2 separate regions of the Homo sapiens genome follow, and region 2 is linked to region 1. The links are chromatin loops, found by intact Hi-C in ENCODE. Cell type or tissue: HCT116. All regions are shown on one strand.

Evidence for each region. Peaks named below come from ENCODE experiments on the same cell type or tissue, not always from the same donor. Only the 100,000 strongest peaks of a DNase experiment are listed, where the experiment ranks them.
Region 2: a loop joins it to region 1, with 8 times the contacts of the local background. A loop is called at or near these places in 7 of 110 quality-filtered maps.

Annotation. Positions count from the first base shown.
Region 1 is chr1:3,316,672-3,324,671 of GRCh38, forward strand. All of the region lies in intron 3 of PRDM16 (PR/SET domain 16), which reads left to right. LOC105378604 (a long non-coding RNA gene) reads right to left here and starts at 6,826. Exons shown (of 3, transcript NR_188664.1): 1 at 6,213-6,826. RefSeq lists enhancers at 2,460-2,961, 2,962-3,461, 4,162-4,780. In HCT116, a CTCF peak has its summit at 3,484 (motif pointing left); DNase peaks (open chromatin) are centred at 3,410 and 4,090; H3K4me3 peaks cover 892 bases; H3K27ac peaks cover 1,409 bases.
Region 2 is chr1:3,008,330-3,016,329 of GRCh38, forward strand. No RefSeq gene overlaps it. Among named protein-coding and RNA genes, the nearest start is that of ACTRT2, 9.1 kb to the right of the region's middle. RefSeq lists enhancers at 6,456-7,219, 7,582-7,751. In HCT116, a CTCF peak has its summit at 4,328 (motif pointing right); no DNase peak of the experiment used is centred here.

The sequences.
Region 1 (8,000 bases):
AAACAGTGACACAGGGTAGACAGGAAACAGTGACATAGTGGAGCCAGGAAACAGTGACACGGTGTAGGCAGGAAACAGTGACTGCAGTGACACAGGGTAGACAGGAAACATTGACATGGTGTAACCAGGAAACAGTGACACAGGGTAGACAGGAAACAGTGACACAAAATAGGCAGGAAACAGTGACACAGTGGAGCCAGGAAGTAATGATACAATGTAGCCAGGAAGCCGATCAGAGTGTAGCTAAGAAGCATTGACAGGAGGTCGCCAGAAAACATTGACACAGTATAGCCAGGTTTCAGTGTCACAGGGTGGCCAGGAAGCAGTGACATGGGGTAGCCAGGAAGCAGTATCAGGGTAAGCAAGAAGCAGGGACTCAGTGTAGCCAGAAAACATTGACACAGTGTAGCCAAGAAGCAATGACATACGTAATGACAGCGCCCTACGTGGTCTCGAGGTTGTCCACAGACGCGCCCATCATCTGCTGTGGTTGGACAGTGTGACCAGTGTGAGGATGATTTCTTTCTTGCCGCTTGGTACGAGGGATGTTTGCATCTTTGCTGTCTGCTCCTATGACCTAAACAAGGGACCTTGGAGACCTTACTGTCTCTTACCTGGGAGAAGTGACAGGGAGGAGATGAGGGCAAGGACATTCCCAGCTGGGCCCTCACCGAGGCTGCAGCGAGCCCCAGCTGACAAGGACGGACTAACGAGTATGCCTTCTGTCCAGCAGCCGCTGCACGATGCTGGCTTCCTCACTAAGCAGGAGTGCGGGCGTGCCGTCAGGGTCCTGGTGTCCGGCATGAGGCCGTCGGAAGTCTCCAGGTCTGGGGATCTTTGGGTTTCTAGCAGCGCCCTCCTTCCATCCAGACCCCACTCCCTCTCAGTGCCTGACTTCTGAAAGCAAAGCCATCACGTGGGCCGGATCCCTCCTGCCTCTTGGCTCCGCCCGGGCCTCTGAGCGGCCCTGGCCTCCAGACACAACCGCTCCTGGGAAGCCGTCTGAGGGCAGCCATTGGGCGTGCGTGGGTGCCCCAGCCCGGAGCCTGCCCATGAGTGTCCCCTCCTCCTCCGGACACCACCAGCGCCGTGAGGATGCACATTTCTTATAGGATTACTCCCTTTTAATAGAGACCCAGAAAAGTTTCCAAAGGCAAAATGACAGGCTGGTTAACTTCATATCCCAACTCCAAAAAGATACATTTTCCTCTTTGTAATGCACTAGTTAGTGGTTACTGGCACATTACATTAACTAATTTGAGATCGAATTATCAAATTTGCTCATTGCTGCTAGCGCTAATTTGAAACCTCACAATAAAGAAGGGTTTGAGAGGCACATGAAAGGAAGCCACCCACGGCGGCTCCGAGGCCTGTCCCCGGAGCATCACAGCGAGCCTCGCAAAGGGTTCGGGGTAATTGCAGTCATGAGCCGGAGTTGATTGAAGAAAATTATACCCCAGTTTTTTACTGCAAGTTTTTTTTTGTGTGGCTTTCCTTAAATTGTGTGGTGAAATTCAATGACAAGGGAAGACACGTATAGGACTTTTAATAACTGTATTAAGAAGGTCTTCCGAGCTCCTTTCTGCTGTGTCCCATCGGGTTCTTAACCTACAGCTCCCTCCAACTTGTGACGATTCTTGAGGAGTTTGGGTGGTGTTGGTTGTTTTTCTTTTTTAAGAAAATTGTGATCTGGTTCAAATTCGCTTTTTTCCATGTCATTTCTGTTGTTATTCTTATTCTTCTACAATTTAAACCAGAAAATGTGGGAAAGGAAGCCTCAACACATCCTATCATCTGTTGATTGATTATCAATTGATTATTTTTCTACCATCTATTGATTGTTGATTATCTATCAATTGATTATCCATCTATCAATTAGCTATCTATTGATCATCTATCAGTCGATTGATCATCTATCACTCATCTGTCTATGTATCTATCAATTATCTATCTGTCTAATTTATTTTCCAACATGAGACACTGCTGTGTCCTTGTCAGACAAACCCTCATGACCTTTGAACTTTCCCTAAGGTAGCAAATCTCAGCAACCACATTTCCAAATTGCAAGTCACAGAAATGAACTTATCCCCCCAGCATCATCTGGATGACTAAGGCATGCCAAAAAGGAGGGCTTTTCCCCCTGCCTATTGAAAGATTTGTAACAATAAAAAGTAATAAAAACGCCAAAGGAGTTGAGCTTGCTGCCAGGACTCTCCCCACTTTCCTAGGAAAAGCGCAACTGTGAGTGTAAAATAAAGGCCCCTGAGCTCTGTAATTAATTCATTTACATTTTTAATGCTGCAAATGGCTACAAACATGGCGTGACATTTAGAGTGACATCCAGAAACTCCAGCCCAGTGAGTCCTGCTCAGACTGTCTGTGCAGGGGTTGTTGCTGAGTCAGGAGGAGAATTTTTTTTCAGAACCCAGGGAGCAAAAACACTTTTCAGAGGTCGTCTGGCATGAGTGGGGACTGCTGAGGCTGGAGGTCCAGCCAGCTCCAAAGGGTACAGCCCAGGGCTCCCTGCTGCCCGGCAGGGATGGGGAGCTAGGAGAGGGCTTTGATGTGAGGGATCATTGGGTCTAAAGTATGGGATCCTCCTCTCCCTTCTGAAGGTCAAGGGAGAGATTAGGAGCTGGCACCAAGGCTCAACATTGGAAGGGCAAAAAGGTCACTGTTTTATTCTGACGTCCTTGGGTATTTATTCCAAAATGTTTGGCCTTCTCCACCATGAGCGGGTCAGTGTTTGGGGCAGGGGGGCAGATATGCAGGGTGATGGGGAACATGCCTTGCCTCCTGGTCCGGTAGAGCTGAGAGAGAAGCCTGAGGCCATCAGACCAGGCTGGGGGCCAGGGGATTGAGAGGGGAGAGGCCCTCCCAGGCTGAGGCTGTGGATCAATATCTCACCAGTGGCCCCTGGCTTCAGGGATGGAAGGAGAGCGTGGAGGCGTCAGGCGCTCCTCTCTCCTCTAATCTACCCCTTTGCTGGCTGCTTGGGGAAATCGAAGCCTAGGGGTCCACTAACTTCCCCAGAAGGCTCAGCCCAGGTCTGCTGGCCTCCAATCTGGGGCTCTTTCCTCTGTGCCACCCAGCCACCCACACAGCCCTGGAAGCCATTGTTCACCAGCAGGTAGGCGCTCCTCCCATGGCTTTAGCCGGCTTCCCCAAAGAGTTTTGGTGCCTTTTCTGCCCATACTTGCAGGTAGTTAGACAAGCCAGGACCAGCCATGTTGGGCAAATTGGCCTTCCAGCCTCTGGGGCTCACAGCTGTGTCCCAGGGACGACTATTGTCATAGTCAGCCAGCCATTGGCTACACATGGTGGGTGACTCTGAAGAGAGCATTCCCTAGAAAACAGTGCCTGGGCCTGGTGGCCACACCTACCAGGTGTGGCCTCTTGAAGAGACTTACTTCCTTGTTCCTGGATATAGAACCGGGCAGGGTGTACACCTACGCCTGCCCTCTACTGTTTGTTAGCTGTATTGCAGCACCGAAATAAGAACACACATGTGCCAAATTATAAGACACACACAGTGGGCTGTGACAGGAAAAGAGACTGATGTCTGTGAAGGACCAAACCCTACAGGTTCCTAGGAATTTCACTGTGACGCATTGGGATTTTCATGGTCCAACTCAAGAGTAGATGTGTGTGTGTGTGCGTGTGTGTGTATGCACACGTGCACACACTGGTGTGAACATGCAGGTGTATGTGAGTGAGAATGTGGGGCTTGGTCTCTGCAAAGGCTGTGTGCCCAGGGTTGCCTCCCAGGTGCAGTCACAGGCAGCAGGTGGGGTGAAGGGCCTGTGTGCTGGCTGCCTCCCGGGTTCTTGGAGAACAGATCATTTCCCAGGTGACCCAGGTCACTGTTATTATCGTCTCAGGGCACAAAGTCTGCATCTGTCCCCCGGACACAGAGAGGGGCAGAGAGGAGGAATCAACAATGTGGACCTGCCTATTTAAGGAAAACTCTCACGCTGTTGGAAAGCCCAGTGCCTTCCTGCTGAACCCACCCCCTTGGCCCCGCACAAAGGTCCTCCTGAGATAAGGCCAAGTTCTTTGATCTCCATCGATCTCCAGGCAGAGGTGACTCAGAGGCCCTGCTCACACAGCCCAGCTGCTGCTGTGGCAGGAAGAGCTTCTGAGCTACACCTGCTCAGCTGGGGCTCCAGCCAAGTCCTCTGAGAGGAGCCTGGCTAGCTCAGGTCCTGGGGAGGATGGTGGTTTTGAGGGAGGGGGCTGGCACGCCCTCCCTGCCCACTTGATCCAGCCCCCAGCCAGGCACATGGCTGTCCCAAGCACCCGAGGGAGACGAAACGCGTGCCCTTCCTCATGGAGCCTGACTCGTGTCCTCTGCGAGGGATAGAGCCTGGACACTGTGGTTTGCCCTCATCACTTACCATGGGAGCTGCGTGGGTGTGATTTGTGCAAGACCAGGGGACTTTCACAAAGGAAGAGGAACAGAGGGATCGGAGAAGTTGGGAGAGGGGAATCTGAGGTGTGTGTGGAAGCTCCCTCAGAGATAACTTAACCCCGGGTGGGCTGATGGGGGAGCATGTGTGCACACACGCGTGGGGGTAAATATGCATGTGAATATTTATGTGTATGTGAGTGTGGCAGTACACATATGTGAGTGTGTCCATTTGTGTGTGGGTCCGTGTGTGTGTGTACATTTGTGTGTGGGTCTGTGTGTGACTATGTGCATTTGTGTGTGGGTCTCTGTGAGTGTGTGCATTTGTGAGTGTATGCATTTGTGTGTGGGTGCACATGTGTTTGTGTTTGTGGGGGGCACATGTGTGAAGGGTACATATGTGTGTTTGTGGGCATGCATGAGCCTGTATATTTGTGTGGGGGTGCATGTGTGTGTGTATGTACGTTTGTGTGTGAGTGCAAATGTGTGTGAGAGTGTTTGGAGGTCACGTTTCTGGGGGGTTGCACATGTATGTGAGGCCACACATATGTGTATGTATGTGTGATTGTGATGTGCCCAATGTGTGGGTGCACGTGTGTGTGTGGGTGCACGTGTGTGTGCTTTGTGTGGGTGTACATGTGTATGTGTGACGTACATGTGTGCGGTGTGCACAATGTGTGTTTGTGTATGTGTGCACGTGTGTGCTGTGCAAGTGTGCGTGCGTGTGTGTAGGTGCACATGTGTACATGTGTGCATTTGTGTGTGGGTCCGTGTGTGAGTGTGTGCATTTGTGTGTGGGTGCATATATGTGTTTGTGTTTGTAGGAGCACGTGTGTAAAGGGCACACATATGCGTGTATGTTTGGCATGCATGTATGTACATGAGACTGTATATTTGTGTGGGGGTGCATGTGTGTGTGAGTGCGTACGTTTGTGTGTGAGTGCAGATGTGTGTGAGAGTGTTTGGAGGTCGTGTGTGTGTGGGGAGTGCACGTGTGTGAGGCTGCACATATGTGTGCGGCTCTGTGTGATTGTGATATGCACAATGTGTGGGTGAACATGTTTGTGTGTGAGTGCACTGTGTGTGTGTGCTGTGCACACTGTGTGTGTGAGAGTGGGTGTGCACGTGTGTGTGTGAGCATGTGCACGTGTGTGTGTGGGTGGCAGTGGTTTTCTGTCAAAGCCGAGTGTATAGCAGTGGCCTGGGAGCTCAGAGCGAGGGGAAACAGGCCCGGAATAAACGGGCTGTTGATTGACTCGAGTTACATCATTTTCTTCCCCTCCGGAGCCTATAAATCTCACGCTCCTTGTAAAAACAGAATTTAAAAACAATTGAGCCTCCTGGGCCCCTCAGTTCCAGCTCCAGCTCCTGGGCCTCGGGAATGAACCAGTGAGTGCACCCCGGCTGGGGCTCTCACTCTCCCTAAGACCCAGGACCCCCACCCACCCCCACTCTGAGGCCAGTGGCGGAGAGGCCACCACTGTCTCAGGAGCTTCGTCCCTGCACGTCCGGTCTCCTCCCAGACCTGCGGCACCCAGTGTGGTGTAGGCCAGTGCCTGGCAGCCTCCAGTCCACAGGCCATGCTGGGGTCCTTAGAGCTGCTTCTCCCCCAGATGGCCACCCTTTAACGAGGCGCAGCGACCCGTCACCTAGAAATCCACATCCTTTGCTCCCTGCCCATCACTGTGCCTCTGCCACCAGCACCTCCTCAGTGCTCAGGACGCACCACCCTGTTCGTGCCCCAGGATGGGGACAGGGAGGGCAGTGGTGTCTTCTTTTCAGCAGGGGTTCATGGCCTTCTTACCTTTCTACCTTCTGGATGTGGTTCAGTGGACTGGGGCTCCCTGTGATCCGGCCTCTTCTAATCACGCTCTGGTCACTCTCTAGGCCCCAGTGCCCAGCAGGTCGATGTGGGTCCCTTTGGTCCTGGGCAGCCACCGGCTCTCTGGCCCGTGCTTCTGCGACACCCGAGCACAGAGCAGCCCGTTTCATGTTGCCTTTGTGCCTGTCGCTAGTGTACTGTGTGCACTTGGTGCGGGAAGCCATACGCTATTGTCACCTTTTCAAACGGGGTTTCAAAAGGGTCTCAGGACTTAGCCCTTGGGAATGGCAGGATCCACCCCACCCGTACCCTCAGGTCTCACCGGTACAGGTGGGGGCAGCCACGAGGTGGGGCAGGACACAGCGTTGCCATCACCAAGACGACGGTGAGAGTCCGACCTCCTGGGCTTGGAACAGCTTGGACAAACACCAGAGCACTCAGCCTGCACCACGTGGGGCGGGCGGCATTTGCAGTCTCACCTCCGCAGTGTGTGCCGCCAGAAGCGATGAGCGGAAGCTGTTCCAGGCGCCAACAGAAGCTGCCTGGCCCCTGCCTCAGGAAAGCGTCTTCCTCCCACAGCAGGCGTGGACGGCTCTCCTGGAAAGCCCAGGGAGGCCGGGGAGACAGCGGAGGGAGGAGGAAGTCCGTGAGGATCAGGGGCCCCGCCAGCTGCCGCCAGTGCCTGCTGGGTCCCAGGCCAGGGAACCCCCAGCTCCCGCCTGGAAACCCACGTGTGCAGTCATAAAAAGCACCGACAAAGGCGAGGGCCGGTGCTGGGAGCGGCCGCACTTCCCCGCAGGCCTGGCTTCCTTTAATCCTGAGCAGTAAAAGCTGCAAGGTCTCACATCCCAGAACCTCATAACAAAGAGGGCTTTTCCCCGAGTATTTACAACTCCTGGCCGTGGCCTGTGACAATGTGACGGCTTATGTAATGATGTCAAAGAGGCCTGTTCAGCTTAGAGACCCCCCAGGGGCTCCCCCGGCTCTGCACGGGCCTCATCTCCTTACTCCACCAACATTGCGGGCAGCGGACGGGGCTGGTGAAGGGGTTGCTGCTGAGGCACCAGGAGAAGCTTCAACTTTGGGAAAAGGAAAGAAAGAGCTTGCAGGGGTGGGGGCTGCCACCCTCCCTCCGTCTGGGTTGGGAGGAGGATCTACCAGCAGCAGGGCCAGCCCCTCCTGGACACTCCTGCCAGCCAGAGGAGAGAGTCCTGGTGTAGCCTTGATGCCGCCAAGAGGGAGCATGGGGCCTCCAGGGGTCTCCGTCTCTCCCTCCGTCTCTCCCCAGCCACTCTACAAAGTGGGTGCGGAGCAGGACTCCCACAGTGGGGCCTGGGGCACTAGGAGCCCCAAGGAGGGGGCTCCGCCTGCAGGGTCGCCCCCAGCCTGCCGGGCTCACTCTCCTCCTCTCTGAGGCCACCTTTGCCACCCTGCCCCGCCTGCCAGTCCTGGCCATCTTGACAGGCCCTCAAAAGACTTCCTAAACCCTATAGCCACTCCCAGACAATCTCTCCACACTCCCCGCGATGCTCCTGGCTGGGCTCAGGGTCCTCGGACACAGACCTGGCAGCTCACTCGCTCATGCCCTCATTCCTGGCCAAAAGACTGTACCTGACATGAAGCCTCATTCACAGGGACGGAAGCCAGCAGGTTCCCCTGTGACAACATCCGAACAGCCGAGCGACCTGGCACCCTCCCTGGATGCTGGCCTCTGAACTGGATGCATGGCCCCCACCCAAGCACTGAGGCCCTGGCATGATCCTGCGGGCA
Region 2 (8,000 bases), 310 kb before region 1:
GGCATGATTATATTTTGCAATGTGAGAAGGGCATGAGATTGTGGAGGGGTCAGGGGTGGACTTACATAGTTTAAATTTAAGGCCCCACCCAAATCTCATGTTGAAATGTAATCCCCAGTCTTGGAGGTGGGGCCTGATGGGTGGTGATTGGGTCATGGAGGAGGATCCCTCATGAATGCCTTGGACCATCCCTTTGGTGATGAGTGAGCTCTTGCTTTGAGTTCACATGAGATCTGGTCATTTCAGAGTGTGTGGCACCCCTCCAGCCCCTCACTTTCTCCTGCTTTCACCATGTGCCATGCCTGCTCCCCCTTTGCCCTCTGCCATGATTGTAAGCTTCCTGAGGTCTTCCCAGAAACTGAGAAGATGCCAGCACCATGCTTCCTGTAAAGTCTGCAGAGCCATGAATGAGTTAAACCTCTTTTCTTTATAAATTACCCAGTCTTGAGTATTTCTTTATAGCAATGCAAGAATGGCCTAAGACACCCAGTTAAATTTGAATTTCAGATGAACAAGGAGAAATATGCTATATAGACATGTCCCACGGAATCAGGCAAGCCCATGTGGGGCAGGCTCAGGACTGTGCACCAGGCTGGCTCTCTGCTCGCCCACACTTCCTGGTTTCTACACAGGTGGGTTTGGCCATGTGACTCGTCCTGATGAGGTGTGAGCAGAAGTGACATGTGTCACTTAAGCAGAGGCAGGATCCTCCCACATCTGTCTCATGGACAACACAATGGTACCCATCCCCTGGACTCTGAGTGACTGCGTGGAGCCGAGTGTGCAGACTCAGAAGGAGGAGGTATGTCCTGGCCCAGCCTTCCATGCCCACCTCCTGTGGGATGACGGAGCTGGACCAGCTGCTCCACAGCTGTTATTGGCAGAATCCCTCAAGAGAAAGGTAATTATTGACTGCTCACATAGGAGGCCCAGAGCATGGCGCCCCTGGGCAAAAAGTTAGGGGATGATGCAAAGCTCCAACAGGCAATGCCGGCTCCTTGGAGTGGCTCAGCTTGGCTCACATGTGGCTCTTCCTCGGAACAGTGTCCTTCCATCCCCTCCAACAGAATGGCCACCTCATCTGTCACAGAGTCCCCACATGTGGCCCTGCTGGAGCTGCCTCCCCCTCTAGAGGTGGAAGCATGGTCCCTGGAAATGGCAGATCCTCAGAAGCTGGGTGGGGAGCCTGAAATGTCTCCTTCTGCCACTTGATAAGGCAAATGATGGGTTTGTTTCTAGAGAAATCTTATCCCCACCTCCTAAAATCTTAAATCGGTTGCCGGGTACCCAGAACCTGAAAATACAAGCCTGACATGGATGGGCTTTCCACTGAGATGTCTCTGGGGGAGAGATAATGAGCTGCAATGTGAGGCTGAGATCTACTTATGTGGGGAGCCCACCTTCTCAGCTGCCCAGTGCCCCCAAACCCCCAGCCTCCACTTCTCCCCAGAGACTCTCCAAGGCCTCCATCATTCAAGCTGGGAGTGAAGTCTGAGACTAGCAGTTGCCTTTGTGGTATCTTCCACTCAGATGCCCTGCAGGTCCTCTTAAAAAGAATAACAGCCAGCAAGAGGGAAAGTGGATAATTTCTAAAAGGTGAGTTGGCAAGTGTGGTTTTCTCTCTGTGGACAGTGGACAGTGGGAGGTCACAGGGAAAGCTGGTTGAAGAAGGGGATCTGTGGGGCTCAGAGCACCCAAGGGCCACCTCAGAGCAGAACTGTGGAAAGGTAGTGCATTTGTCTGTTTTCATGCTGCTATTAAAGACATACCTGAGACTGGGTGATTTATAAAGAAAAGGGGCTGGGCACGGTGGCTCACGCCTGTAATCCCAGCACTTTGGGAGGCAGAGGCGGGCAGATCACCTGAGCCCAGGAGTTCAAGACCAGCCTGGCCAACATGGTGAAACCCCATCTCTACTAAAAACACAAAAATTAAGGGCTGGGCACGGTGGCTCATGCCTGTAATCCCAGCACTTTGGGAGGCCGAGGCAGGAGGATCACAAGGTCAGGAGATCGAGACCATCCTGGCTAACACAGTGAAACCCTGTCTCTACTAAAAATACAAAAAATTAGCTGGGCATAGTGGCGGGCACCTGTAGTCCCAGCTACTTGGGAGGCTGAGGCAGGAGAATGGCGTGAACCCGGGAGGCGGAGCTTGCAGTGAGCCGAGATTGCGCCACTGCACTCCAGCCTGGGCGAGAGAGCAAGACTCTGTCTCAAAAAAAAAACCACAAAAATTAGCTGGGCTTGGTGGCACATGCCTGTAATCCCAGCCACTCAGGAGGCTGAGGCAGGAGAATCGCTTGAACCCAGGAGGTGGAGGCTGCAGGGAGCTGAGATCATGCCACTGCACCTCAGCCTGGGCAACAGAGAGAGACTCTTTCAAAAAAAAAAAGAAAGAAAAGAAAAGGAGGTTTAATGGACTCACAGTTCCACATGGCTGGGGAAGCCTCACAATCTTGGCAGAAGGCAAAAGAGGAGAAAGCCATGTCTTACATGGTGGCAGGCAAGAGAGAGTGTGCTCAGGGGAACTCCCCTTTATAAAACCTTCAGATCTCTTGAGACTTATTCACTATCACGAGAACAGCACAGGAAAGACCCACCCCCATGATTCAATTACCTTCCACCAGGTCCCTCCCATGACATGAGGGAATTATGGGAACTACAATTCAAAATGAGATTTGGGTGGGGACACAGCCAAACCATGTCAAGTAGGGATACAGCAGAGAGGTGGAACATGTTGAAGCTTCACAGCCTAAGAAAAGTTCTGACAATCGATCTGTGGCTCTGATGAACATACTTCATTCATTTTCTGTGGCTGTTTAAAACAGGATCTGGAAAATGCTAGCCTGACACGGATGGGCTTTCTGTGTCACTATGCTCTCATGGTCTGGAAACCAGACGTCCCAAACTGAGGTGTGGTCAGGGCCCTGCTCCCTCTGAGACTCTGGGCAGAATCGGTCCTTGCCTCCTCCCCGCTTGTGGCCAGCCATCCCTGGAGTTCCTGGGCTTGCCCGCACCTCACTGCCATCTCTGCCTCCTTGTCACGTGGCATTCTCTCCGTGTGTCTCTTCTGGGACAGAAGTCGTTGGGTGTGGGGCCCACCGTAATCCGGTATGGCCACATTCCAACCTACCTTGTTACATCTGCAAAGACCCTATTTCCAGATAAAGTAATTCCTAAGGTTCTGGGTGGACATTGTTCAACCTGGTACACCCAGGTGCGCAGATCCTTCAAAACTGAACGTGGATTCGCAGGCCCGAAGGAGCCGCAATTCCAGTATTTTGGGGCCCAACCAGGGTCCTGATTTCTGGAATGAGGGGGAGCAGCAGGCGGGAAGGGGGCAGTTCGGCCGGGAGCCCCCTCCTCAGATGGCCTTGGCTGTGTGGGGCGTGTTGGGCCGGCCATCCAGCCCCTGATGTGCCCCACCCGTGACAGAGGCCAGGCGGCCCCGGGCCGGCAGCACGTGCACGGTCATCCAGGACACAGCCCAGGGCCTGCAGCGGGCAACGGCTTCTGCTGGGAGCACTTCCATCTGGAAACCAGAGAGGTGTCCACAGAGAAGGGGCAGGACCTTCCCTCCCCGTCCGGGCTGGCTAGGCGGCAACCTCGCCGTGGAGGCAAATCCTTCCACCTGGAGCCGAAACTCCGCAGAGATGATAAATCTCTCCTCGTGTCGGCTTCCAGAAACGACGCCTGCCATTTGCAGATGAAAAATGTCGGCGAGCCGGCTGGAAGCGGCAGGCACATGGCAGAAAGGTTAGCTCTCCTGCCTCTCCCCCGAACACAAGGCCTTTTCTTTCTCCAGCTGGAAGTGAGCACGCCTCATGAATGCAAAGCGCTCTTTCAACGTTCGATTTTAAATTCTTTGAATTAAATCTGGATCCTTCCGGGCCCTGTGTTCTCCCGGTTATTTATCACTGGCTAAGTGTAGAAGTCTGTTCGGCGTCTCCTGGGACTGCTGACTTAGAAGCTGCATCTGAAATGTTATAAACTATTTAAAACCAAAAGCTCGGCTGTGTCCAGTCGGGGGGAGCGCATTTGCAGGCCGCGCTGGGAGCGCTGGGAAAACGAGCGCTGGCCCCCTGCACACACACTCATTCTGCCTGGCCTTCCTCCGGGTAATCGCTTTGATATACTTGAAAGCAAACCTTTTCCCCACCGAGGCGGGGCGATTCTTCCCCCTTATTTAGCAAACATTGACTTTTATTCCCTCCTCCATGGTCCTGCCTCTCTGTGAAATTAACAAGCCAGCTTTGTCCCCGCATCCCCACCGCCCCCACCCCGCCGCCTCCCCAGGCCCGTGGCAGTCCCACCACGCGCCGGCAGGGGGCGAGAAAGCCTCTCTTTTGAGGGCCCCACGCGGCGCTCCCGCGGGACCCGCCTGGGTCTGGGCTCCTGGGACAGGGAAGCCGGGCTTCTCCCCGGAGGCGGGGGCAGAGAAAGACCCAGTTCCTTCCGGACGTCGCACATCAGGACCTGCGATGCTGAAGAATGAGGAACTGGGTGGAAATCGTGGTTTGAAGCAGGGAGAGCGCCCCCCGCTCAATCTCTCAGGAGCCCTGCCGGGTGCCCCTGCCACCTGTCCCGTGCCACCAGGGCCACACTCCCCAAAAGGCCGTGCGTGGAGGGCTCAGTCCCCAGCCCTGCCTGGACACTGGCTGACAGCACTGTCCCTGCTGACAGCCGAGGAAACTGGGCCGGAGTGGCTGGAATTGGGTGGGAGCTCCCACGGGGTGACTCTGCACCTCAGTCCTGGGGACCTGGCCTATGCCCTGTCCAGGGGAGCTCCAAGACGGCCCTCGATGTGCCATCTCGTTTGGGTGACTTCTGCCCCTCAGCTGGGCTGACCAGCGTGCTTCTGATGGGTGGAGAGCAGCACGGGTGACGCTGCTTCCCAGAGAGGGTTCTGGCGAGGCCCTGGCCTCTGCGTTGGCTGGCCGCCTCCTCCTTCTGTCTCTCTCCCCACCTTTTGCTCTAGCTTTCTGTTTCCCTCTTCCTTTCTGTCTCTCTGTCTCTGTCTCTTTTGCTGTCTCTGTCTCTCTCTCCCTTCTCCTCTGTCTCTGTGTCTCTCTCTGTCTCTGTCTCTCACCCCCTCCTCCTCTCTCTGTTTGTGTCTCTCTCTCTGTCTCTGTCTCTCTCTCGGTCTAGTCCCCCCAAGGGAAGCCGATGCCATGTATGAAGCTACCTGGAGAGGCCGATGTGGCAAGACACCAAGGCCGGACAATGGCTAGATGAGAGCTTGGAGGCCAAACTCCCCTCTCACTCCCCATTGAATCTTCAGATGAGACGGCAGGCCCTGCCCACAGCTTAGCTGCAGCCTCATCAGGACCTGAGACTCAAAGGCACCCACACAAGCTGTACCCAGATTCCTGGCCCTCAGAAACATGAGATGAGAAACACTTGTCTTAAGCTGCTGAAGCGTGGAATAACTCCCTACCTGGCCGGAGAGGCCTGGAGAGTAACTCCCAATGTGGCTGGAGAGGGCCATGGCCCCTCCTTCTCTGCTCCACATGCAGCAGCCTCTCCTGAAATGCCCACCAGGCTCCCGCCTCTCACTGGGTGCTACGCTGTCACCTGGATCCCCAAGGCGGGGAGTGCCGCTGCTTGCTGCGCACAAACACAGCCGGTTCCCAGCGGGCAGGCAGCACCTGCTGAACTCCGGCCCCCTCTAAAATGCACATATTCATGTCCTAGCCCCCAGTACCTGGGAATAGGACCAAATAGGGTGTTTGCAGATGATCAAGGCAAGATGAGGTCATTGAGGTGGGCCCTAACCCAAAAGGACTGGTGTCCTTGGGAGAAGGAGAACCCAGATGCAGAGGCATAGACAGGGCCGACTAGAGCGATGCCACCACAGCCCAGGAGCCCCAGACACCAGGAGCCGGGCCTGGAGCAGGGACCTGCCCAGTGCCCTCAGAGGCTGGCGGCCCCATCCACACCCTGATGTTGGACTTCCGGTCTCCAGAACTGCGGGAGGATGAATTTCTGTTGTTTCCACTGCTGAGTTTGCAGCACGTGCTTCCGGCAGCCCCAGGACATGGGTGCATCGGCTGCCAGAATCCACCCCTCCATTAGCCCTTGAGTTTTCGTGTGGAGATTTTAGAAGACCTTGGGAGGAAAGTGACCCTTTGAGGAATTGTCCCATGGTTCTTCACATATGGGGTGTTGGACCCTGGGAAGGGGAAGGAGGAAGCTGGGAACATTTTTCTGCCAGTTTCTGTCCATGTTGTGAGCACGTGCACCCCTGGATGGACCAGCCCTGAGTTCAGGTGCAGCCCCAAAGTACACGGCAAGCATATGCAGGTGGGCGCGCAATGCGATTGACGGCGCTTCGCTTGTAACAGAAAAAAGAAAAAACAGAAAAACCTCAATAATTGAACAATTATTAAATGGAAATACCTCAATAGGGGTTGGTCTAATAAAGTGGGCAACGCAGACAACAGGTCACTGAGCAGCTGTTCAGAAGAGCAGCACTGCACTCCACACACTCGCTCGGAGGAGGAGGGGCAGGGACACGTGGGGGATGCGCCTGACCCAGGGTAACCGCAGTGACACTGGAGCAGCAAGCGGGGCCGGGAGGGGGCTTCCCGGCACCTCACACGGTGCTCAGCGCCAATGCTCCAGGTCAAAGCCCAGTTCCCCTTGAAAGTCAATACAAATGCGAGCAGTGCTCTCCGGAGGGAGATGGGCATGGGCAGAGGCTGTTCTCATCCCTCAGCCCCCGTATGCCTGTGGCCTTGCCCGGCCAGCCTCAAGCCTGCTCCAGCTTCACCTGCTATGGACGGGACACAGGAGGGGCCTGGCTCCCACACCCCCCAGCACATGTGTGCACAGAGCAAAATATTTCCAAGTCCAGAGGAGTGAGGCTGCCCTGTGCGCTGATGCCACCCTGTCCCTGGCAGGCGAGCAAAGGCACTGCCCAGCCTCCAGACTTAGTGTCCCTGCAGCCTGGTCCTCCCACCACCCTCCTGCCTGTGTTCCTCCAGGGCAGAGGTGCCTGGTAGCTTGGCAGTGTCTGGGCTCACTCTCCTCCTCCCCTACTCCAGGGTTGGATGCTCCCCCGGCCCTGCAGCGAGGCACTGAGTCCTGGCCAGGGGAAGCGCCGAGCCCCTGCATTGGAAAATAACAACAGTACTCATAATGCTGATGACTGAGCAGAGCTCACCTGAGGATGTGCACGCTCGTGAGCGCCTTGGGGCTGCACTGGCACTCGAGCCTCGGCCACCTTGCCCATGAGCCTCACTCCAGGCCTCTGCACGGAGAGCTGAAGAGGGCCAGTCCCATGTGGACTGAATGTTCCCCTGCTGTCCTCTGTGAAGCCGTTTAACACCCAGTGTGGTGGGGTCAGGAGATGGGGCCTTTGGGAGGTGATTAGGGTCCTTGTGAGAAGAGAATGAGACCAGAGCCCCTTCCCTCTCTGCCACTGAGGACACAGTCAGAGATGACCCTCACAGACCCCCCGGTGTTGGGCCTGATCTCAGACTCCCAGGCTCAGAACCGTGAGAGGTCAGCGGCTGCTGCCGAAGTCCCCAGGCTGTGTGATTTTGTGAGGATGCCCTCAATGGCAGCAGCCCATCTCTGGGCACCATGCAGAGCAGTCCACCAGCATCTGGCTGCATGTGGATAATGCCACTGAGGTGTGGTCTTGGGCCCCAGGGCTTAGCCCACCCTCATGGGTGGCACCTACTTGACACCCCACAAGGGAGGCAGTCCTGGGGTCTGCATTTTCTAGCCCAGCCTGCAGTCGGGGAGCAAGTCACAGAGCCCTGGAAGCTGCTGCAGGGAGGGCCCTTGTCTTTTTAGCATCCAGAACCCAATATTCCCAAACCTCCATCTCAGGTTCCTGCCACACCTGTCCCAGGTGAGAGGCCACCTCTGCAGCCATTGTGTGCCTAGGTGGGGCTCATCCCCTGGCCAGGGAGGCTGGAGCCGCCACTCTCCTGAGACCACCCCTGCTGGCCACTGCTCTGGGCACCACAGAAGGAAAGAAGAGAGGGA